Regions from separate parts of the Homo sapiens genome. Here region 2 is linked to region 1. The links are chromatin loops, found by intact Hi-C in ENCODE. Cell type or tissue: ascending aorta. All regions are shown on one strand. Each heading gives the region's core, and the rest is flanking DNA. Links, peaks and the distances in the headings are about the cores only.

The links. Hi-C counts contacts between places; a loop is a spot of excess contacts. Peaks named below come from ENCODE experiments on the same cell type or tissue, not always from the same donor. Only the 100,000 strongest peaks of a DNase experiment are listed, where the experiment ranks them.
Region 2: a loop joins it to region 1, with 2.1 times the contacts of the local background. A loop is called at or near these places in 2 of 110 quality-filtered maps.

The regions. Positions count from the first base shown.
Region 1 is chr6:159,589,617-159,602,042 of GRCh38, reverse strand. It overlaps LOC105378085 (a long non-coding RNA gene), which reads left to right and starts at 6,411. Exons shown (of 3, transcript XR_943179.3): 1 at 6,411-7,940. RefSeq lists an enhancer at 6,614-7,813. In ascending aorta, for the core only: no CTCF peak of the experiment used is centred there; DNase peaks (open chromatin) are centred at 6,662 and 7,435; H3K4me3 peaks cover 281 bases; H3K27ac peaks cover 2,126 bases.
Region 2 is chr6:159,642,161-159,654,586 of GRCh38, reverse strand. No RefSeq gene overlaps it. Among named protein-coding and RNA genes, the nearest start is that of SOD2, 45 kb to the left of the region's middle. In ascending aorta, for the core only: no CTCF peak of the experiment used is centred there; no DNase peak of the experiment used is centred there; H3K27ac peaks cover 232 bases.

The sequences.
Region 1 (12,426 bases), core at 2,067-10,066:
TGCAGTCCCAGCTCTCTCATCCTCTTTCTATAGCACCCAAAGGTCCCCGTGTGTTCCTTCCTGCTTCCTTCTGAACCAGACCAAAGGGTGTGTTTTCTTGTGTCTTTTGCGACCTCCATGGGTTTTGTCCACGTTGCCCTTACATCTGCCACTTGCACCCAGACCACGACCCCTCTTTCCTGGCTGTGCGTTCCTGTAATTTAGTGCACATTTCCTGCTAACAAGTACGAAACAGGTGCATAGTCAAGATGTAATATGTTTAGAGGTTACTGATTCTCCGAGGACTTCCCCTGAAAACTCTGAGTGGTTTAGAGGAAAGAATATTCACTCCACAGACGCATATGCTTTCCAGGTAATTCGATCCTTTGTCTTATTCTGACCAGCTAGAGGGTGTCATTTTGGCCCTCTCACTCTGGCCAAGGCTTCATAATCCTTTCTTCATCTCTTTTTCTCCCCTACTCATCCTCTGGCCCCTATACCATGAGGTGAATTTCTACAATTTACGAACACTTCGCTTGCAAAGTAGATTTTGATTTGTATTGGAAAAGAATTCCCCAAGGAAGGCCAGCCAGCCCCCAGTCCTCTTTCCACCCATGCTTTGCTGCTGCTGCTCCGTGGAGAATGGCTCCCTCCGATGGCTTTTGTAGCGGTGGCTAGCTGGGAGGGTCTTACTGCGTCATGGAAAAGCCAGGCTAAGGAGGTGGGGGTCTTACTGAGTGACCCCAGGCTCATGAGATTCCTCTCTCATGGATCCAGCTGTTTCATCAGGCCCTAAGCTGCTTTTTTCTTTTATATAGTAATGCTAAGCATGTCTTTTCTTTCCTAGACAGTGCTTCATCCCTGATTTCTGGGAGGTTAGCTTTGAAGAAGCAGGATAGACTTGCACCCAAAATTTGGATGTTGAGACTGATGATGCCACACACATACAAAGATACTGTAAAAAGGTTTATTACACACACTATCAGGCTTTTGGGGAGAGCAAGGAAAGCTTCCCAGGTTGGTCTGAAAATGTCTTGTGAAAGCAGGGAAAGGAGACTGGCTTGAGGTTTTTATTATGGCCATGGGTGGGGCTGGGGTGAGGGTTCCAGTGCATGGGAAGGGGCTTGCACGACTTGCGTGTCCTGCTGGTGCCAAAGAGGGAACACCCAGGCTTCCTATCAGCCTGCTCAGATGTGGGAGCTGGAGAGGGATGGGTGAGGCTTAAAAGCCCCACCAATCCACGGAGCCAGACTCTTTATTACAGCTTATTTTAGATTTATAAATATTTGTTCAAAACATGAAAAAAATTGGTGCCAGACAAGATATACCTATCCTTGACAGATAACCAAATCCAGGAGTTCAGAAGTTCTTGAGTAACAAAGCCAGCAACACAGGGTTCAATCACTTTTTCAAATACACAACATAAACCAAGGCATCTACTCACCTTAAAAAATATTCTGGCCTCATGATATTCTCTTTTCGCTTGGAAGTTTAAAGTAATGACTTTCTTGGGAAACATATGAGATGATGAAAATAGTTTTTATCATTTGTTTTAATATTATTGCCTTATTCAAAATCTCAACGGTCTCATGATGGAATTCAAATCAAAATGAAGATCTGCATGTTACTAATTTCCAAATTTACATTTTCAGTCCAGACCCTCACCTGAGGTCTAGACATTACTCCCAAGCATATTCTTCATAGTTCTGTTTGGGTGTTTAGAAGGGATCTCAAATTTAACATGTCCCAAATAGAGCTGTTGATTTGCCCTCTAAGCCTGACCTACCCCCTACTCTCCCATCTCCGTAAGTGGCATCACCATCTTCCCAGTTGCATTATCTGAAATTCTAGAAGTCACTCTCAATTGTCCTCTTTCCTTCACCCTCCACAAGTCTTGTGGGTAGAGTTATGAAACATAGTCAAGATTTAATGTGTTTAGAATCTCACCTCTTCCTTCCCTCCTAAAAGCCCCTGCCTCTGCTCCTCTGGCCCTGTTATTGGTTGAATGATGTCCCCCAAAGGCTATCTTTAAGTCCTAACTCTCAGGTGATTTTTGAATGTAATCTTATTTATAGAAATCAGACCTTTGCAGATATAATCAAGGTGAAACAAAGTTATGAGGGTGGGGCCAAATCCGATCAGACTGGTGTCTTTACAGCAAGAGGAGAAGGGACAGAGTTACACAGGAAAGATGGCCGCATGACGATGGGGCAGATCGGAGTGATGCTGTCACAGGCCAGGGACTGCCTGGGACTAATAGAAGCTAGGAAGAGGAAAGGAAGGATTGTCCCCTAGAGGATTCAGAGGGAGCATGGTCTTGCTAACACCTTGATTTTGAAGTCCAAGCCTCCAGAACAGTGAGAAAATAAGTATCTGTTGTTTCAACCCACTCAGGTAGTGGTACTTTGGTACAGCAGCTCTAGCAAAAAACACAGGCCCTACAACCACTTTTTCACACAGTAGCCAGAGGGACCTTTTCAAACCTAATGCAGAGGGTGTTCCTCCTCCTGCACCAAAACCTCTGTCAATTTTTCTCTGAACTTATGATAAAAACCAGACTCTTCACCAGCACCAACAAGGCCTCACGTACCTGTCCTGGCTATCTCTGATCTCATCCCATACTTTTCTCAGCTTTGCTCCTTATCGTCAGCATCAGTGGCCCATTGAATAAGGATGATGTGACTGGCTGCCTTGGGGTCTTTGTACTCACTGTTCCTGTGGTCCCAAAGGAATCAGCTGGAGTCACTCCCCATCCCCGCATATTACCCTGTTTCCTCCAGAGCACTTACCTTGATCTGGTAATCCTATCAGATAAATAAACTAAAAAATCCTAGTTTATTATTTGCCCCCCTCCTGCTCTGTGATAAAGTTCATGAGAGCTGAGCCTTGTTTGTGTTTAAGCCCGGACCCATTCTTAGGAAGCTATTGGGCCTTCGATTCTCCTCTCTGGACAACTGAAATAGACTGAGATTCTAGAATTCTCTCAGGTATGGGGAATAAAAACAAACACTATTTCTCTGGGAAGATATGAAATATGGAAGGATATAATAGATGCACCCCAAAAAGACCCATACTCATTTTTCTTAAGGATTTCTTATTCCAGATAGGATATTTGGCCTTTGATCCTGGTTGGCTAAAAAAAGAAGAGGTGCAAAAATGGGAAAATGCTTAAAGTTACATACACTGTGACTTTGTGTAACTTTATTACTATTTTGGGTTTTGCAAATTGAGTCAGTTGGTGATTTATGAAAAGGATTTGATTCTGTCCTTCATTTCTTATGTAGACAGTCTTCCCTGACAGAGTGACAAGATGTGATATGCCAGGCTATGGGAGTCACTGTCCCTGCTGCCTCTGGAATGATGAGGAATAAATAACCAGAACCTGTTTGCGTGGCTGCCAACAATGTGCCATGGAAATACACCTGGCCCCTCACACCCTTGCTTGGCTCTGCCGGAGTTTGTTCCCCTTGTCTATGAGGCAGAGAGAAATTGCACTCGGGCAGTGAAGGGTCTCTTGTGTCATACAGAGACTTGAACAGCATCCATGTTCCTGGGATAGGAGGGCTATTCTGCTATCCTTTGATGCAATATAAAGGCTTATTTTCATTTTATTTTATTTTATTTTGAGATGGAGTCTCACTTTGTTGCCCAGGCTGGAGTGCAGTGGTACGATCTCGGCTTACTGCAACATCTGCCTCCGGGGTCCAAGCAATTCTCCTGCCTCAGCCTCTCAAGTAGCTGGGATTACAGGTGCTCACCACCATGCCTGGCTAATTTTTGTGTTTTTAGTAGAGATGGAGTTTCACCGTGTTGGTCAGGCTGGTCTCAAACTCCTGGCCTCAAGTGATCTGCTGGCCTCAGCCTCCCGGGCTGGGATTACAGGCATGAGCCACTGAGCCCAGCCTAAAGGCTTGTTTTTAAAAAGATCCTTTTTACCAACATGCAACAATGCCTCAAGTTCTTGCAAATGGTCACCTCTTTGTGTTTGGAAGCTTTTGTCTCTAGAAGGCCCTTATTAAATGGCAAATGGGTTAGCTAAAAGAATTCCAGAAACTTTGGACACATGAACCAAAGAAGTGAGAATAAGTTAATTGTTTTCACCATAAAAGGTATTTTTCTGACTGTGGTAAAGACAAGTGAACTGTTGAAACTCCAGCTCCTTTCAGGGTCACCTGACTCTTTCTCCATGTCTCCAAGGCTGACTGTGGTTTGTGCAAGAATAAACTGCCTGAGCCTTCGCTGACATCTGAGGCCTTGACTCGTAAGATGCTGCCGTGAGCCCTAGGTCCTCCTCTCTGGGCTCTGCATCGCTGCAGAGTGAGCACGAGCTCACTGGGAAAGGGCACCTTCCCGGCGGGTTCTTCATTCTTTCCAGGGAAGGCACAGGGCCACCTTCGCTCCCAGATCCAGATCCACCAGGGACTGACTCCCGTGGTGAGCACAGCATATGCGCCACCGGTGGTGCTGGTAAACCATTAGCAGAGCAGCTTTTCAGACTTGTTTAGAAAGTGGTCATAATCTAAAGTTGGGTGGGGAGTAGATGGAGTTCCTGGGGCAGGGAGGGCAGCCTGCGTGGAACACCGGCAGGTCCCTCATGAATGGAGACCCGTGCAGTCACTCAGGGCTGCAAGATCAGAAAGGGCTTTGTGCTTGGGGCTTAAGGCTTTGTGTTTGTCATCCTGAGATTCTTAATCTTATTGGAATTTGCGTTTTATTTATTTATATTTTTGAGACGGAGTCTCCCTCTGTCACCCAGGCTAGAGTGAAGTGGTGTGATCTCGGCTCACTGCAACCTCTGCCTCCCAGGTTCAAGCAATTTTCCTGCCTCAACCTCCTGAGGAGCTGGGATTACAGGCATGCGCCACTACACCCAGCTAATTTTTGTATTTTTAGTAGAGATGGGGTTTCACCATATTGGCCAAACTGGTCTCAAACTCCTGACCTCAAATGATCTGCCTGTCACGGCCGCTGAAATTGCTGGGATTACAAGCGTGAGCCACTGTGCCTGGCTGGAATTTGCATTTTGTAAGTGAAGTCCGATGGGAGGGGTGCACCAGGTATTCCCACTGCCTCTCTGGGACTTGCTCGCAGTCGCATGCACCCAGCCTCCTGGGGTACCTGGCCCTGCGCAGCTTCCCTTTGCACTCTGCTCCAGAGCCCTGTCTTTCTCTGCCTAGGGGTGTTGGTGGGGAGGTCCATGGCCTCCTGTCACTCTCTACCCCTGTGTGCAGAGGAGTCGGGTGCAGCATGGGCCCTAAGTGCCTTGGCCTGCCCTGGGATGGTGAGCGACTTTGGGGCCTCTCACCTGCTCCTGGTCTAGGTACTGGGCACTTCCAAGAGCCAAGATTGCAATCCCTTGGGACCACCCACTCCCCAAGGTTTGGGGCTGAGGGCCCATGGGAAGCAGAGATTCCCCTTGTGCCCCCAACTGGGGCTCTGCATTTTCATTAAAGAGGTAGAGATCAGATTAGCTCTTCTACTTACTGCTTTCTCTGCTGGTTGGTCCTGGTCTCAGGCGATAAAGCTTCCCTTTAAGAAACTTTACCAACATTGTTCAGACTTCTAGCCTTTACTCACACACACAAACACACACACACACACACATATATATATATTTTTTCTGCCCTGGAATGTCTTCTTTTGGCCTCTCATGTTTTTTTAACTTCTACTTATATTTTAAGGTTTATGTCAAGACTCATCTATCTCTCCCCTAAGACTTCCAGCCCACTGTGGACCACAGAGCTGGTTCTCTGCATGGAACTTGGTGTTTCATCTTCTCTAGTGTTATTTGCAAATTAAACATAGATTTTCTGTTGTATCTTCAGTGTTCATTGTTTGGGGTTGTTATTTAACTTGTCGTATGTTTATGTTTTGTTTATATCACTCTGTTCTTGGCTCAGTCTCCAGGGTATGGTAGACACAGGCAACAATATGTATTGATTACACATTGGGTGTGTCATGGGCACATTTTGGAAAATAAGCAAAGGATTAAGGCCACACTTCCTGTAGAAGCTACTGATTGGTTGAAATCAAGTGTCTGATTTAAGTGATTTGGGGAAGAAGTAATGATACATTAGAAACTGACAATTAAAAAAGAAATCTTAAGTGGGGCGTGGTGGCTCACGCCTGTAATCCCAGCACTTTGGGAGGCTGAGGCAGTAGGTCACCTGAGGTCAGGAGTTCAAGACCAGCCTGGCCAACACGGATAAATCTTGTCTCTATTAAAAATATAAAAATTAGCCAGGTGTGGCAGCACATGCCTGTAGTCCCAGCTACTCGAGAGGCTGAGGCAGAATTGCTTGAACCTGGGAGGTGGAGGTTGCAGTGAGCCGAGATCATGCCACTGCGCTCCAGCCTGGGTGAGAGAGAGACTCTGCCTCAAAAAAAAAAAAAAAAAAAAAAAAAAGAAAAGAAAGAAATCTTTCAGTCAGAAGATCGTGATTTCTACAGCAGGGGGCTCATTTGATGTGAGCTCTGTTTTTAGGAATCACTGGGTTATTGTATCTCTGAATGATTAAACTTAACTCTCACCATGACATGAGGGTATCTCTCCTTCCAGATCCGCAAATAATGTTTTGTATACCCAAACATGAGGGTGAGTAAAATCTGGGCACTCAGGCAACAATGCCACATCATTACTCAGCTTTTGAAAGTCTGCCCAGCCTGGTGAGGGTGTATTTGGTACTTTGCCCTCCTCTCTGCCCAGTTTTCCCCTGACTGGCGATTTCCTGCTGTCTCTTGAATTCCTGTAGCTCCTACTGCAGCTTGCGCCACAAGGGGAGTCCCCAAATACTGTGAAGCACCCAGAACTCAAAGGGTTTCATTTCACTAAAGAATGTTCCTTTTCTATTTCTTCCAGTGTCTGTGGATGAACACTACACCATTTGCTCCATTTTCTGAGAATTTCTCAGTGGATGCTTTAAAAACCAAGGATGAATTCAGCATCTCTATTTTATGTGGAAGCTGTTCTCAGCATCATTTGTTTTCTTACTTGGGTGGAAAAGATAGCTGGGTAGGTGTTTTCCTCCCAGGGCCTTCTGAAGAGTTTAAAAACAGAGACTTTGGGTGTTGAATGAAAGGTCCCTATTCTTTCCTAAAATACTCACAGAATCCCATGACTAATATATAAATAAAGATTGTTGTATTAGTCACCCAACAATGAAAGAAGAAATCCTCCCACTTCTCAAATGCTTCCTTTCAGAGTAACCTCAATGACCTGACTGATTCATGGAACTAATTTGTAACAATAATAAAGATGAAGCGGGACCCCAGACAAGCTTTCAGAACTCCTCCAAAGACCCTCACTGCCTCATCCCGCTCTCCCGTTCCTCGGCCTGCAGCTGATGCCTTTGAGGAAGCCCCTGTTTGTACTGACAGTGGCCCAGAAACCTCTTCCCCTTGCTCAGACAATTGCCCATGTGGCCGCTGCCAACTTGGGGCTTCCTGGACTTCACAAACTCAGGAGGTCTGAGCTCAGTGACACCCTGCATCGCCCCTGCTCCCTGGGCTCCTGCCCTGAACCACAGCTCCCTGCTTGATGAAGAAGGGTCAGCCACCTCAAGGTTCACTTCCGGGCAGAGGCCACATCTGTTAGGAAAGAAAATAGATGAAAAGCATAGTTAGCAAGTGCCTGCTGTTGGCCAGGCACCGAGCTAGGAGGTGTCTTATTCCTGTGTCATCTTATTTCATCATGTAAATGGCCCTGTGAGGCAGAGATGGTTGTTTGAATTATACAGAAGGAGAAACACAGAGTCAGAAAGATGAAGAAACTTGCTGAAGATTGTATTGTGTTCCAGTGGTCTCCAAACTGGGGTAGGTCCACTCTAGTGAAGGTCCCTGGTTAATTCCTGCTGATTAAGCACTAACCACATGAGACTCATCCAGCTGGCCAGTTTCCAGATGAAACTGTGGTGGGTAAATTCTTTGGAAAAGAAAATGGAGTCCATTTCCACATGACCACAGTAAGTCTCTGTTAATTAATGACTGAAAATAGCTCTGTATGTTCACATAGGATCCAAATTTGCTTCAATAATTATTCAAATATGGAACTAGGAGTTTCAGCTACAGAATACAATCTCTCAGCATTTGGAATATAGACATCTTATCTGGCCTTCCACAAAACTCCAGTGAAAACACAAACACAAACATCACTCAAGTTTCCACACCTTTAGTCCCAGTTATTCAGGAAGCTGAGGTGGGAGGATCGCTTGAGCCTGGGAGTTAAAGGCTGCAGAGAACTATGGTCATGCCACTGCACTTCAGCCTGGGTGACAGAGCGAGACCCAGAGCAAGACCCTATCTCAAACAAACAAACAAACAAACAAAAAACAAAACTCAAGTTCCCACTTCAATTCCTGGTGTGTTTTCTGGTGGTAAAGAGCTTCCAAAATATGTATATTGGGCATATATTTCATTTGTTAGCCTAGTTTCTCTTCTGTTGGGGAATAACTGTAACAGTAGCTAGTATTTATTTATTTATTTATTTATTTATTTAATGTTTTGAGACAGAGCCTTGCTCTGTCGCCCAGGCTGGAGTGCAGTGGCATGATCTTGGCTCACTGCAACCTCTGCCTTCTGGGTTCGAACAGTTTTCCTGCCTCAGCCTCCCAAGTAGCTGGGATTACAGATGTGCGTCCCCATGCCCAGCTAACTTTTGTATTTTTAGTAGAGATGGGGTTTCGTTTTGTTGGCCGGGCTGGTCTTGAACTCCTGACCTCAAGTGATCTGCCTGCCTCAGCCTCCCAAAGTGCTGGGATTACAGGCGTGAGCCACTGTGCCCGGCCAATAGCTAATATTTATACAGCCCTTATGAAGCACCAGGCACTGCCCTAAGCGCTTTACATATATTCATTTATTTAATCATCATAGCAATTCTATTGGGTGGGTACCATTATCATTCTCATTTTATATGCAAGGAAATTGAGGCCCAGAGAGGTTAAGAGACTTGCCCAAGGACACATGGCTGGTAAGAGGCAGAGCCAAGACTTCCCAGGCAGTCAAGACCTAGAGTATGCTCAGCCCCTGGCTTAGAGAGATGATGGGATGGTTAGGTTGTAACTGGTGACATTTACGTTTAGACAGATGGTCGGATTGTTGAGTGTTATGGCATGCCAAAGTCAAATGCAAGTCCCCCATTATGTGGAAATCATAGTTTATTGAGAACTGACCATTTGCCAGGCTCTATGGTAATCTTTATAGATGTATTTAGTATTCACAGCAATTCCAATCTTTCTGACTACAAAGCCCATAATTTTAACCAGTACCTTACACTATGCAGTGGTGGCTCAGAGTTGCTTCACTAGTTTCTTAGTTATTGCTAAAGCCAATTGTTATTTCCACATGGGTGGGTTTAATATTCGCGTTAGGTGAAGTTTGTAGTCAATAACAGTGAGCAATATGAAGAAGTTTAAACAAGCGAGATGAATTAATTTCATGTGCTTTGAGCTCTTATAAAACCTACAGGCAGAGGGATTTTAGAGATCTTCTACCAAAAAAAAAAGTCCCCCTTGTTGAATGAGTTTGCATTCTTTCCTCAGGTATTTCAAATTACAGAACCCACCACTTTTCCTTTTTTGCCAAAGTGACCAGAAAGCTCACAGTGTATTTGAATGCTCACTCAAAGTAACTGTATTAACAGATTTTTTGGTGTATTTATTTCTTTTTTTGTTTTTTTTTTTTTTTTTTTTTTTTTTTTTTGAGACAGAGTCTCGCTCTGTCGCCCAGGCCGGACTGCGGACTGCAGTGGAGCAATCTCGGCTCACTGCAAGCTCCGCTTCCCGGGTTCACGCCATTCTCCTGCCTCAGCCTCCCGAGTAGCTGGGACTACAGGCGCCCGCCACCGCGCCCGGCTAATTTTTTGTATTTTTAGTAGAGACGGGGTTTCACCTTGTTAGCCAGGATGGTCTCGATCTCCTGACCTCGTGATCCATCCGCCTCGGCCTCCCAAAGTGCTGGGATTACAGGCGTGAGCCACCGCGCCCGGCCTGGTGTATTTATTTCTCCTTTCACATATATTCTGCTTCAGTCCTTTTTTTTTTTTGTAGCTGGGACTACAGGTGTGCACCACCACGCCTGGCTCATTTTTGCAGTTTTTGTAGAGACAGGGTTTTACCATGCTGCTCAGGCTGGTTTTGAACTTCTGGGCTCAAATGATCCACTGGCTTCAACCTCCCGAAGCTCTGGAATTACAGGCATGAGCCATTGTGCTCAACCCTGTTTCAGTCTTAATGGTATAATTATATCTATATCTCAGTACATGCAACCCTGGGTTGAATACATTTTATTTATTATTTTTTAAAGTATATTTATTTATTTTAGACAGAGTCTGGCTTTGTCACCCTCTGTCACCCAGACTGGAATGCAGTGGCGTGATCCCGGCTCACTGCAACCTTCACCTCCTGGGCTCAGATGATCTTCCCACCTCAGCCTCCTGAGTAGCTGGGACTACAGGAGCACACCACCACACCCAGCTAATTTTTTTTTTTTTTTTTTTTTTTTTTTTTTTTTTTTTTATAGAGACAGAGTCTCCCTATGTTGCCCAGGATGGTCTCAAACTCCTGAGCTCAAGTGATCCACCCGCCTCGGCCACCCAAAGTGCTAAGATTACAGGTGTCAGCCACAGTGACTGGCCTTAAGTTAGATACATTTTAAAACAGAGAAGGTACACTTGACTGCTTTGATAGTCCAGGGAGGAAGAATCCTCCTTGTGCGTGAGGGGAAGTGAGTTGCCCCTGATGGTTGTGGGCAGTTCCTGGCCTGGCGCTCCAAGGCCCTCTTGCCCAGTCTTTCTCATTCCAAAATACATGATGCTTCTGGTTTTGATAAGCAGCTGAGACTTGATTCAATCCCTACTGGAAACAATTAGGAGAAAATAATTTGCTGTTGTAAGATCAAGCAGGGGAAACAGTCCCTGCTGGAACCATGTGTTTCTTTTATCTGGGATGCCCGTAACCTACAGAGCCCACATTCCTTGAGTTGGAGGGAAGAGGGATTATCTACTTCCCATGGCTCCAGCTCCACTCAGACCTGGCAGCTCACTGCCGTGGACAGTCCAGCGTGTTGTACTCACAGGTGTGGACCTTGGAGTCATACAAATCCAGATTGAAACCAGCTGTACCGCACAGCTGCCTTGGGAAAGTTGATTAACCTTTATAAGCCACATATGCTCGTCTGTAAACTGGGAACACTACTCTCTAAAGATATTGTAAAAATTAACTAAGGTTATGTTTGTAAAGCAATTAACACAGCAAATGAGAAAAACGGCCCAAAAATGTACATCAGCAGAAATATTACTATTTTATTGCAGTGTTATTAAAATGGAAGCAAAGACTTTATAAACCTATGTTTCTCCTCAGAAATAGCAGGTAGCTTTAAGTCCAGCAGCCCCTAACCCAAGATGGGCCACCAAATGTAACTTTCAGTCTTTCAAGCACTCATGGGACATTTAAAAATACTTCATGATGTACTTGACGATAAAGGAAATCTCAACAAAATCAAATAATTTAATATTGTTAATAACACAAGTCTGACTGAAATAGCACAGAATTTAAGAGCAACAACCAAAAAGATAGCCAAAAAGATCATGTGTTTTATCAGTGTTTCAAAAGCTGAATAAATAATTCTAAATAATTTATAAATCAAAGAAAATATCATAATAGTGAATTTAAATATTTTGAACTAAATAACTGTAAAAACACTATCAAAAATTGTGGGATGTAGTTAAAGGAATATATGGAGGGAGATTTTTGACTTTAAATGTTTAATAAAACAGCGAGTTGAGTTTCAATTTAAGAAGTAAGGAAAGGCGGGCAGATCATGAGGTCAGGAGATCTAGACCATCCTGGTTAACACAGTGAAACCCCGTCTCTACTAAAAATACAAGAAATTAGCCGGGTGTGGTGGTAGGCACCTGTAGTACCAGCTACTCAGGAGGCTGAGGCAGGAGAATGGCCTGAACCCAGGAGGCGGAGGTTTCAGTGAGCCGAGATTGCACCACTGCACTCCAGCCTGGGCAACAGAGTGAGACTCTGTCTCAAAATAAATAAATAAATAAATAAATAAATAAATAAATAAATATAAAAAACAAAAAAAAAATAAAAAGAAAGAAGTAAGGAAAAAAGCAACAGTGCAGACCCAAAAAAGACAGGGACAGAAGTAATAATGATAAGAGCAGGAGTAACAAAACAGAATTTTAAAAAGCCACAGGGGACTAACACTAAACTAAATCTGAGCACTCCCAGTTTTCTCATCTATAGAAAGGAGGGGATAGTATTGACCTCAAAGTAAAGGTGTGAGGGACACATGCCGTAATGGGTGCAAAAGGACTTTGTGAACCGCCGAGAACTATTCGCATGCACTTCCATTTTTATTTTGTTTATTCAACACATATTTACTAATTACCTGTTCTGTGCCAGGTGACTTGTCTGGCTGTGCGGGTACAATGCCTCC
Region 2 (12,426 bases), core at 2,184-10,183, 52 kb before region 1:
TTGTTTGTTTGTTTGTTTGTTTAGATAAAACAGAGTCTCACTGTGTTGCCCAGGCTGGTCTTGAACTCTTGGGCTAAAGAGATCCCCCTGCTTTAGCTTTCTGAGTACCTGGGATTACAGGTGTAATCCCTAGAGATTACAGGAGCTCTACCCAGAACTTTTTTGTTGTTGTTCACTGAGAACTGATAATCTTTTACTTTATTTTCATTATCAAACTTTTAAATTATTTTTATTCTGAGACAATCTAAAATTTACATAAAAGTTGCAATTATAGTACAAGAACCTTAGTTTTTCCAGAGTCACTGGGGTGTAAGTTGCTGACGTGACGTCCCATCACCGCTTAATACTTTATGTGCATTTCCAGCAAACAAGGCCATTCTCCTCCATAGCCACCATATGGCCATCAAAATCAGGAAATTTACGCTGATACCTTACCATCTTGTAATCCTCAGATGCCATTCAGATACCATTCACCAATTGTTCCAGTAGTGCTCTTTGTAGCAAAACCCAGTCCACAATCACCCCGAGTATTTACTTATCATATCTCCTACCATCCTTCAAACTGGACTGGCTCCATAGTCTTTCCTTGTCTTCCATTACCTTGATACTTTTGAGATTACACGCATTATTTTGTAGCATATCCCTCAATTTGGGATTGTCTAAATTTTGTAATATCAGATTCAAGTTACGCATATTTGGCAGACATCTTATTGCATACCATCAGATGGCACACCGTGTTGATTTGTCTCATTATCAGTGATGTTAACTTTGATCACTTGATTCTCCTCGTGTCTGCCAGCCTTCTCCATTGGAAACAGATTCTCTTTCCCTTTGTAGCTAATAGGACTTTTGTGAGGAGTTACTTTGAGACTATGTATCATGTTTATTATCAAACTTTCAAATTATTTATTTATTTATTTATTTATAGACTGACGAATTTTTATTTCTTTCAATAGGTTATTTTGATGCTCAAATTGTTTCAGATTTAGTCAGTGGAAAGTACTTCGAGATGTCTTTTATGACCTTTTGATATGCCCATCAATAATTTCTGGTACAACATGTTCAAAGTTCAAATTGTATTTCCTCTGATCCCAAAGCAGCCATTTCTCCTCAGAGCCCTGGGTCTTTTTGTGTAGAGTGGTTTCGAGTGAGCTCCTTGCTGTTAGAGTATCATTGCTTGTGGGTCTTTTTGATGGGCAGAGCTAAATACCTATATAGATATATATGTATAGCTATACATATATACATATACACACATACTTACAGATATTTTTATATGTACGTATACATATACAAAATATATACATATATGTATAGATATACATATGTATACATATATACATATACATATATGTATAGATATACATATGTATACATATATAGATATATGTATAGATATACATATGTATACATATATACATATATGTATAGATATACATATGTATACATATATAGATATACATATATGTATAGATATACATATGTATACATATATAGATATACATATATGTATAGATATACATATGTATACATATATAGATATACATATATGTATAGATATACATATGTATACATATATAGATATACATATATGTATAGATATACATATGTATACATATATAGATATACATATATGTATAGATATACATATGTATACATATATAGATATACATATATGTATAGATATACATATGTATACATATATAGATATACATATATGTATAGATATACATGTATACATGTATAGATATACATATATGTATAGATATACATGTATACATGTATAGATATACATATGTATACATATATAGATATACATATGTATACATATATAGATATACATATATGTATAGATATACATATGTATACATATATAGATATACATATGTATACATATATAGATATACATATATGTATACATATATAGATATACATATATGTATATCTATACATATGTATAGATATATAGATATACATATATGTATAGATATACATATGTATAGATATATAGATATACATATGTATAGATATATAGATATACATATATGTATATCTATACATATGTATAGATATATAGATATACATATATGTATAGATATACATATGTATACATACATACATACATGTATAGATATACATATGTATACATACATACATACATGTATAGATATACATATGTATACATACATACATGTATAGATATACATATGTATACATACATGTATAGATATACATATGTATACATACATGTATAGATATACATATGTATACATACATGTATAGATATACATATGTATACATACATGTATAGATATACATATGTATACATACATGTATAGATATACATATGTATACATACATGTATAGATATACATATGTATACATACATGTATAGATATACATATGTATACATACATGTATAGATATACATATGTATACATACATGTATAGATATACATATGTATACATACATGTATAGATATACATATGTATACATACATACATGTATAGATATACATATGTATACATACATACATGTATAGATATACATATGTATACATACATACATGTATAGATATACATATGTATACATACATACATGTATAGATATACATATGTATACATACATACATGTATAGATATACATATGTATACATACATAGATATATGTATAGATATACATATGTATACATATATACATATATCAGACAAATACAGCTACATTTATTTCTATATTTATATATATTGAAAACCATGAATTCACACAAGAGCTGTGTACATAATTTGCAAGGCACAGTGCAAAATGAAAATGTGGTGTCCCTTGTTCAAAAAGCAGAAAAAAAGGGCCATTAAAGGTACTGAAATATAGACCTTTGCTGTATTTTCACAGCCTCTCTTAGCTTTTCACAGTATTTTTGTTTGCTATTTAGTGCCATTCTAAGGAAAGAATAATTTAAAATTTAAATTACTAGCATTAATTTTAACATTCATCTTTATGTTGTGCAGTGATAGTTTTCTTTTCTTTTCTTTTCTTTTTTTTTTTTTTTTTTTGAGATGGAGTCTTGCTCTGTCGCCCAGGCTGGAGAGGCTGGAGTGCAGTGGCACGATCTCGGCTCACTGCAACCTCTGCCTCCCAGGTTCAAACGATTCTCCTGCCTCAACCTCCCAAGTAGCTGGGACTACGGGCGTGTGCCACCACACCCAGCTAACTTTTGTATTTTTAGTAGAGATGGGGTTTCACCATGTAGGCCAGGCTTATCTCGAACCCCTGACCTCAGGTGATCCGCCCACCTCAGCCTTCCCAAGTGCTGGGATTACAGGTGTGAGCCACAGCGCCTTGCCGTAATGCTAGTTTTCAATGCAAATATAAGAGCATTTAACTCATATGGGGACTCACTGATAATGACACAATGCATAATTTGCAGATCGTACAGGAGTATTTTGTTCCTACCAGAAAGGTGGAAACACCGTACAGCACTAACTCACCTGTTTTTATTTCCTCCTGATGTATGCACATTCTATGACACTCTCTGCCTTTGGCTTACTGATGAGTAAGGGAGGATGGAAAGGACAAGGAATGATGTGGAGCCCTCTCTTTGCTTTTCCTTCTACCTCACTATTTTCTGTGTAGCTGGCTGGTTAAAACAAAATAACACGAGTCATAACGAACATGATAGGGTTCCTTGGTCTTTTGTGTTCCTTTCATTACTTTGGAAAAAGGTTCTAGTTGAAATGCAGAGTGTGGCTCCTGGAGCTGTCGGTGCCCTGTTACTCTGACACAAATGTGGCATGTACTTGCCGTGTACTTGGTTTGGGTGTCACCGAATGCCACTCATCATGGGCTACAGGAATTCTGTGCTCCTGGGCATCGCCAATGTTATGCATGTGACATCTGGGAACTGCAGACATGGGCATTGTGCCTGTCTCCTCTGCTCATTCACATGTTCTGTGTCGTGTTGGACTTCAAGTCCAAAACACAAGTTCAAAGATAAAATTATTAAGGATTTGCAGATGGTGCCAGTAGAGCATTAAACAAAGTAAGGATCTTCTGTGTATGGTCCCTGTGCATCTGCACAGGTCCCGCCGTCTAAGAAGCTGGCCTTGGCTCTGGCCTCCAACAACCTGGACTAAAACCGGCTTGAAACCTGCATTAGATGCTGACATGACCCGTGACATGACCCGTGCAAGTGGGAACCATGGAAAAACACTCTTTCCATTTGCCTTGTACGATACATTTGAGTAGAGTATTTAGCTTACATACGCAGTACTGCACAGGCAGCCTCAATCTGCCAGGGATCAGTTGTTATCATATGCCAATTTGAATGCACTGGTATAGTTCTCCTTTCTCTTACCCATCTAGAAAACATTTCCTAAGGCAAGAACTCGTGCTTCAAGTTCTTTTTTTTCTGAATCCTTTGTTCTGACTTACTTAGGTTATCAGGTTGTCGCAGTCAGTTTTCGGACATGTGAAGGGGCAGTAGGGTAACCGCCCGTGCGAATGCCAATCATGATGGTGTGTATTTATTTTATTCCCTTCACTTCCTGCCTGGGAGTTTCTTCCCACAAGAAGGTAATCCGATTTGTGTAAGTTATAATTCTCAATTCCTGATTCCTCAAATGTTTCTCTTGTGCCTTCTGTCTGGGAAAATCCCCTTATTCTCTGTGATTCGGTGTAACGGTGCCTTTTTTTGAGGTCCCAGGCCAAATCGATCACTCCCTCTGCTCCTCCCTCTTTCTGGTACTTGCTGGTTTAATCTGCTTCTAGGTCTGTTTTCTCCACAACTTCAAGTTTCTCAGGGTGGGAATGGGGCTCTTATTCACTTCTGTGTCCTGAAAGCTTATCGCAGGGCTTGGCGCCTAGCGCGTGTCAATTTAAAATGGGGAATACTTAGAACCTAACAGTTCTCTCCTTGAGTGTTTCCTTCTCACATTTTATTTTAGTACATCGTTTTTACCAGTTAAGATGGCGTATATTTTTAGTTGAGGAAAACAGACTAGAAAGCATTACCCCATATGCTGATGGCTTTATTATGAATAACAAGGAGTTGTCTAAATAGACATCTCATGATCATCAGGGAGTGTAACATAAGGTAGCCCCTTCCAAAGCCCGACTGTCATTCTGAAGGCTCATTGCTAAGCACACTGCATGATTGGTTCAGTTTATTTAAGCTTCTGAAAAGTAAAAATGTTTAAAGACATTTCTGGCTCCTTACTAAGATTAAAAAAACCCAGCTACAAATAGTATTTGGTAAAATTCATTTAAAAACACTTGCCTGGTAAGAATTATTGTGGGTATCCTTAATGGCCTACAGCTTGGACTTCAAGGGTCCATTTGTGTGTTTAGGGGTTCTGGAACCATCCCCTGGGAAATGATGGCTCTGCCTCTGGCTGCCATCCCGGGCCACCTCCTGTGGAGTGAATGGCACATTGTAGTTTATTCTGGAGACCCTGCCTCAACCCTATTGGTTCACGAGGAGGGTAGACCTGTCCGTAATTTGTAACATATACTGTAATTTTACTTTGGATAATTGTCAGAGCAAAACCCCAAACTGCTGACCAATATTTATACAAATTAGGAAATAATACTTATAGGAATTTGTCTGAAGCATGACTGCCTAGTACATTACACAGTAATCCATAAATGATAGATTTTGCTCTCTCCCCACCCTCAACATGGGCTTCCTCTTCTTTTTTATAATGATGATAAATTCTATCTGTTCTCTGGACTTTGCTAGATGCTCTAGAAATTATTCTTGAACTGGGCAGACCATTGGGCTGCTGCCCATGTGCATTGAGTTATTGCGGCCTTTTGTAGGCCTCCATTCACTGAACAGGTGGGGAGAAGAAAGTAGCTGAGTGCTTGGGCTGTGGAGACCAACGGCCCTGATCTGAACCCTGCTCTGATCCTGGCTCTTCCTCTTGCCAGCCGTGTACCGCTGGCAGGTTACCCGACCTCTCTGCCTCAGTTTCCTCATCTGTAAGATGGGTTAAAGATACCCTTGACAGGGTTGTGGCAATGATGAAACAAATAATTCATGGACAGCACTTAACACAGTGCCTGGCCCATAGTAAGTACTCTCTCTCTCCATATCTATACATGGCGAGATCCCATCTCGCCATGCTGCCCAGGCTGGTCTCAGACTTCTGGGCTCAAGCAATCCTCCTGCCTTGGCCTCCTGAAGTGTTGGGATTACAGGCATGAGCCACCTCACCCAGCTGAGATATATTTTAATGTATTTTTAAAAATTATTTTAACATAGTTATTAACTGCACATTTGTGTACTGTCCTTGGCCTGCATGGGGGTAACATTGTAAGACAGGGGTCCCTTGTGGTATTATGGTAAGGCTGTTGCCAAAATGTTCATTCATTCATTTATTCAATAAGTATTTGTTGATTGACTATTACATGCCAGGCGTAATTTAACTTGCTGGTGATAGAGCAATGAACAAAACATTAAATAACCCCTGCCCTCAAGAAGCTTGTATTCTAGTTGACATTGGGTGAGCAGGCAGGAAACATAATAAATTAAGGAAATGACTGAATACAGGAGAGGGCGAGGGTGCTATGGAGCAGAGTAGAGCGAGACTGTGGGGAAGAGGGGGCATTATACGAAGGGTGCATGGTAGGCCTCCCTGAGGCATCATTTGAGCGAACACTTGAAGAAAGTTGGGGTGAGACACACAGATATCTAGGGAAGACCATCCCCACTCAGGGCTCAAGGTGGAGAGATTGTCTAGGGAAGTGGTTCCCTGAGGACTTATTGGCCTCTGGAGGGCCACTGGCTTTTGCTCTGATGAGATGGGAGCCATTGGATGGGGTGTGAGTTGAGAGTGCGTTGCTCAGCTTGTATATCACAGCTTTCTTCTTTCCGCTCTGCCCTTGCTTTCCTCCATCCTTCTTCCTTCTCTCTCTCCGCTCCCTTTCTCCCTTTCTCTCCTCTCGCCCACCCTCTCCCTTTCTTCTTTCCTTCCTTGCTTCCTTTTAACCTCCCTCCATTCCTTTCTTTCCTTTTTCCTTCTTTTTCTTTCATCTCTCTCTCTCTCTCCCCCCTTTTTTTTTTGAGACAGGGTCTCACTCTATTGCCCAGGCTGGAGTGCAATGGTGTGATCTTAGCTCACTGTAGCCTCCACCTCTCGGGTTCCAGTGATTCTTGTGCCTCACTCTCCAGGGTAGCTGGGACTACAGGTGTGCGCCACCACGGCCCAGCTAATTTTTTGTATTTTTAGTAGAGATGGGGTTTTGCTATGTTGGCCAGGCTTCATCTCTCTCTCTTTTTTTTCTTCCTCTTCCCCTTCATTTTCCTCTTCCTCTCTTTTTCCTTCTCCTGGTGGATCAACATGAAATTTTTTTCCTTAAATTGCAATGTAAGGGTCAGCTGTGTTCCTGAGAGTTGAGAGAGAAGATTATGAAAGATTATTTAAAGTGTGACTTGTGTGATTTCTAAAGCTGTGTTCATTGTGTTGTCAGCCAGAAAGCTAGTCTAAATCAACTCCTAGATCAAAGCAAGGGCTCCTTTTTGGCAATAGACTGCTAGATTGAGGAAGCCTGACTTGGTTGTCTGTATAACTTTCTCAAAGTACTAGGTGGCCTTGGAGCAGTTACCACAGTTAGTCATTACCTTCTTGATTATGTGATTGTGTGGTTAATAGCTATTTCCTCCACTTGGTCACAAGCTTCATGAAGGCACAAGCCTTGCTGTTGTTTCGAAAATCAGCATTGTGGCTGAGTGTGGGGACTCATGCGTATAATCTCAGCACTTTGGAAGGCCAAAGTGAGAGAACTGCCTGAGCCCAGGAGTTTGAGACCAGCCTGAGCAAGATAGTGAGACATCCTCTCTTAAAAAAAAAAAAAAAATTACCTGGGTATGATGGTGCACCTATAATACTAGCTATTTGGGAGGCTGAGGTGAGAAAATAATTTGAGTCCAGGAGTTCGAGGCTGCAGTGAGCCGTAATCGTGCCACTGTACTCCAGCCTGGGAGATAGAGCGAGATCCTGTCTAAAAAAGAAAAGAAAAGAAAAGAAAAGAAAAGAAAATCAGCATTGTATCCCCAGAACCTGCTACAGTGTACTGTACACTTAATAAATATTGGTTGAATGAATGAACTGAATCAGAGTGACTATTTTTATTTTTTTATTCCCTTAATGCCAGAACCTATGTTATGAAACCTCTGTTTGGAGAGCTATAAGCAGACATATTGTTGGATGAAAATCTGTGTATTTAAGAATATGTCGTAAGACTGCATTTTGTGCTAGCAAGATGCAGGCCATGGAGCCTGGGTTAGGCCATGATTTAGCAGTTGTCTGGAATTTCCCACTCTGCTAATTTGTGGTGAAATTTCAGAGAAATGGTAAATTTTAATAAGAAACCTATTGTGTGTGTGTGTGTGTGTGTGTGTGTGTGTGTAAATGAAAGAATTCAGGAGACTCAATTAGCTGTTTTTTTTTAACCTTAAATTATTTTTTATTGTATTTAATATGAATATGTAAAAATACAAACCTATACATCTCTATTTACACAGATCTTCTTCAATTGTAAAATAAGATTAATGTATCATTTAATCCAAACAAAGTTATGAAACCAATCTAATTCAAATTAACAGCATCAGTGAAACAAATTTGCACCTAACCTTGACAATCTTCCTGTCTGCCCCTCCCCTCCTCTGTGGTCTTTGGCAGGCTCCGCTCTTGAGGCGATGCAATTCTGCTAACTCTTTTCTTTATTCAGAATATTGCAAAATATGTATTTCTTCTGTGGTCTGCAAGGAAATTTACCTTCACTGAGTTAAAAATAATCCTTAGGCTGGGCACGGTGACTCATGTCTATAATCCCAGCACTTTGGGAGGCCAAGGTGGGTGGATCACTTGAGGTCAGGAGTTCAAGACCAGCCTGGTCAACATAGTGAAACCCTTTCTTTACTGAAAATACAAAAAAATTAGCCGGGTGTGGTGGTACATGCCTGTAGTCTCAGCTACTTGGGAGGCTGAGGTGGGAGAATCGCTTGACCTGGGAGGGGGAGGTTGCAGTGAGCAGAGATGGCGCCACTGCACTCCAGCCTGAGTGACAGAGCTAGACTCTGTCTCAAAAAAAAAAAAAAAAAAAAAACCTTGATCTATTAAGTCTATCTATGCATAGCCCACCAAACTTAAAGTGATGTTACCTGATGACCATGTAATCAAGAAGCACAACCACAAATGAAATCAGACACCTAAATAACCCAGAGCATGCTTGCATTCACTATGTTAGATTATTACTGAAATGAAGAAGTGAAAATTTAATAATCTAGGCAGAAAATTTGAGAGTCTCCAAAAATATATCAGATGATAGTAGCTTAAAAACATTAGGCTAAATAGTTAGTTACTGCCTATTTATTCAGATCCAAATAATCAATTTGGTATTTTTTTCTTTATGTATGTGGTCATGTGTGTGGGGTGTGTGTGTGTGAGAGACAGAGAGAGAAAGAGAAAGAAAGAGAAAGACAGGAGGAGGGAGAGAGAGGAGTCTTTTTTTTTTTTTTTTTTTTTTTGAGACAGGGTCTCACTGTGTTACCCAGGCTGGAGTGCAGTGGCACGATCACAGCTCATTGCAGCCTTGACCTCCCTGGCTCAGGTGATCCTCCCACGTCAGCCTCCTGAGTAGCTGGGACTACAGGTGCCCACCACCACACTTGGCTAATTTTTTGTATTTTTTGTAGAGACAGAGTTTCGCCATGTTGCCCAGGCTGGTCTCGATCTCCTGGGCTCAAGCAATCCACCTGTCTCGGCCTTCCAAACTGCTGGGATTACAGGCGTGAGCCACCGTGCCTGGCCTCCAAGAGTTATTCTTTAAATATAATTGTTTAAGCTGATTCTTACATGTTGATGGATATATAATCGCTTAGGGAGTTTTTTGAGGAGAACTAGGCAGTGTGTTAGCCCCTGGTTATTTTCAAGATTTTTGACATTACATTGGAATTCTCGAGATGAAAGATACTCTGTAGATCTAGAAAATCAATACAGGAACCTGCAAGTGAGTGTCTTGGGCAAATGCCAATACTATTGCTTTTTATTTTCCACTTAAGTCAAATATTTAAAAATTTGTTTGGAGATGATGTTTACCATATTGTTATATTCTAGACCATTCATTAGATAGTTTATCTAAAACTTACTGGTGTTTATATTACAATAAACAGGTTAATTATCTGCTTTTGTTCTTTCATAATTGTCATGAGGCAGATTTCAGTTAAAATGTCGTTACTTTTTTCTTCGACCTTACACAAACATTTTTTGAAGTGTTCTGTGAATTCTTCAAAAATATAGTATATATTTACTACTGCCAGAGAATGTATGTGTCTTAAATATGAGTATTTGAATTCTAACATCTGTGAACACTTGAAATAAATGTATGTTTCAAAATTAAATTGTGAAATTAATGTGGAATCTACATCTGGAAAATGTATAGGAGTCTCAAAATTTAGATGACCTTATTAAGGAAAAGTACAGGGACTTCAATTTTATGTTTTATTTTCTAGTTCTGGTCTATGGAGTAATTGAGGAATACAATATGTTAACTCTTAATTTGCAAAGTACACAAATGTTAACATTTAGATTTTAATTTAATTCCAACAAACTGTGTTATAGGTAGATTGTGGGATGAAAACTTTAACATATAAAATTCTATTTCATATTCGAAAGCCATGACTATTTGGAGACCCTCATTATTACTTGATTAGTTTTCAACCAGATGTTTAGCGTTGCGCAGACCTGACCACAGAGTAGCGCAGCAAACAGACTATTTACTCATGTAGAATGTGGGCTATTGTGATATCCTTGGTGTCATGCCTGTTACTATGGTTTTTGCTCACTGTTTTTACTAGAGCCCTACTGTCTACTTAGTGTAATCTTAACGAGGGGAAAAAAAAATCAACGTTTTGGAGGGAATAATGTATTTGTGTGTTTGTGTACTTGCAATTGCACAATTTTTATTGTGTGCAACACTAATTTGTTGAAACATTGTAGATTATAAAAGAACAAACTTAAAAATATCATGTTAGAAATTTCAATTCACATTTTGCATTTTTAAGGTGCTAATAGACAAGCACCCGCACTTAGGTGAACATTGAGTGAGAAGCATGCTGAACCATGAGACTGAGGGTTCGTCCAAATTGAGGGGGGACCATTAGGGTGTTTTAATTGCAAAGAAAAAGAAACTCCACTAAAGTCAGCTTTAAGAGAAAATGAAATGACTCGCATACAGAAATCCAAGGTTATGGTGCACTCCGGGGCTGTTTGATCCAGCAGCTCAGTGTGGTTGGTCTTCAAGCATCCAGGTATCTTCTGACATCTGCAATATCAGTTTCATCCACAAACTAGCTTTCTGAGGAGTCGTGGTTTGGCTGCAGCTCAGTCAGGACTCCGTGCTTCTCTGTTCACATCCAGTGGGAGAGAGTTTTATGTCTTGTGGTTCTCTGAAGAGCAGAAACCCAGAAACCCAGACTTCTTGCATTGCGTTGGTTTGAATTGAGCCACATGCCCGTTTCTGAATCAATCCATTCCCTAACGGGCTTAGGCCTAGGTTCCTGAACCAATCTCTACTTAGAGGACCAAATTACAATTGTTTAGTGTAGACCACAGAGTCCATCCATGGAGCTGGTATCAACCCCTCAAATCATGCTATTGCAACACAGTGGGGGAGTCAACCCTCTCTCCATGTATTTGCTGCAGCATGGGGAGGGAAAGAAGGAAAGATAGAATACTACTCTTTAGCAAAAGGCACAAATCCAACTGAAGACCCAGACTTTATTTTTCACTTCATTTCTTTTCATTCTTTTTCTTTCCCTATTGAGGAGGATGCAGAAAGCTGTTGTTTGGAAGCTCATGTGCTCATTCTGGCTGCTGGTTATTCCCACTGCTCCTCCATTCTGGTCTGAAGATGGATTGTCCATTTGAACTCTGATGATTTCCTGCACAGTCGCTGCTTAAATACCAGACATATTAGAATCAGCTTAGGCCTTTGGCCAGTGGTTTCTGTGTCTTTTCTTCCTAAATCTTGATGGGCTCAAATCTACTTTCAAGTGCATATGCCTATTTGACTTCCTGAACTTACTAAAATCAGACAGTGCATTAGGCTTAGACCCTCAGGCTTCATCCGCCCCATGGGTCTGGATGGATTCTGGTCTAATTGTCTCCCTGTAAACCTGTCCTGTCCCATCTGAGCCTGACAGGCTATCTCTCTCTCTGCAGCCTCCAGCAGAGCCCTGCTTAACTCTTGCAGGCCCAGGAGTCCTGCCCCTCTCTGTGGGCACAGCCTGAGGCATCACTTGTCAAGAGCCACCACATCTTTTCTTATCCATTTAGTAACACAAACCAACTGGGCACAGCCTGCGTCTCCCAGCCCGTTGCCACCATCCTCAGTCCCTCAGTTTCCATGCCTTTACTCCACACCAT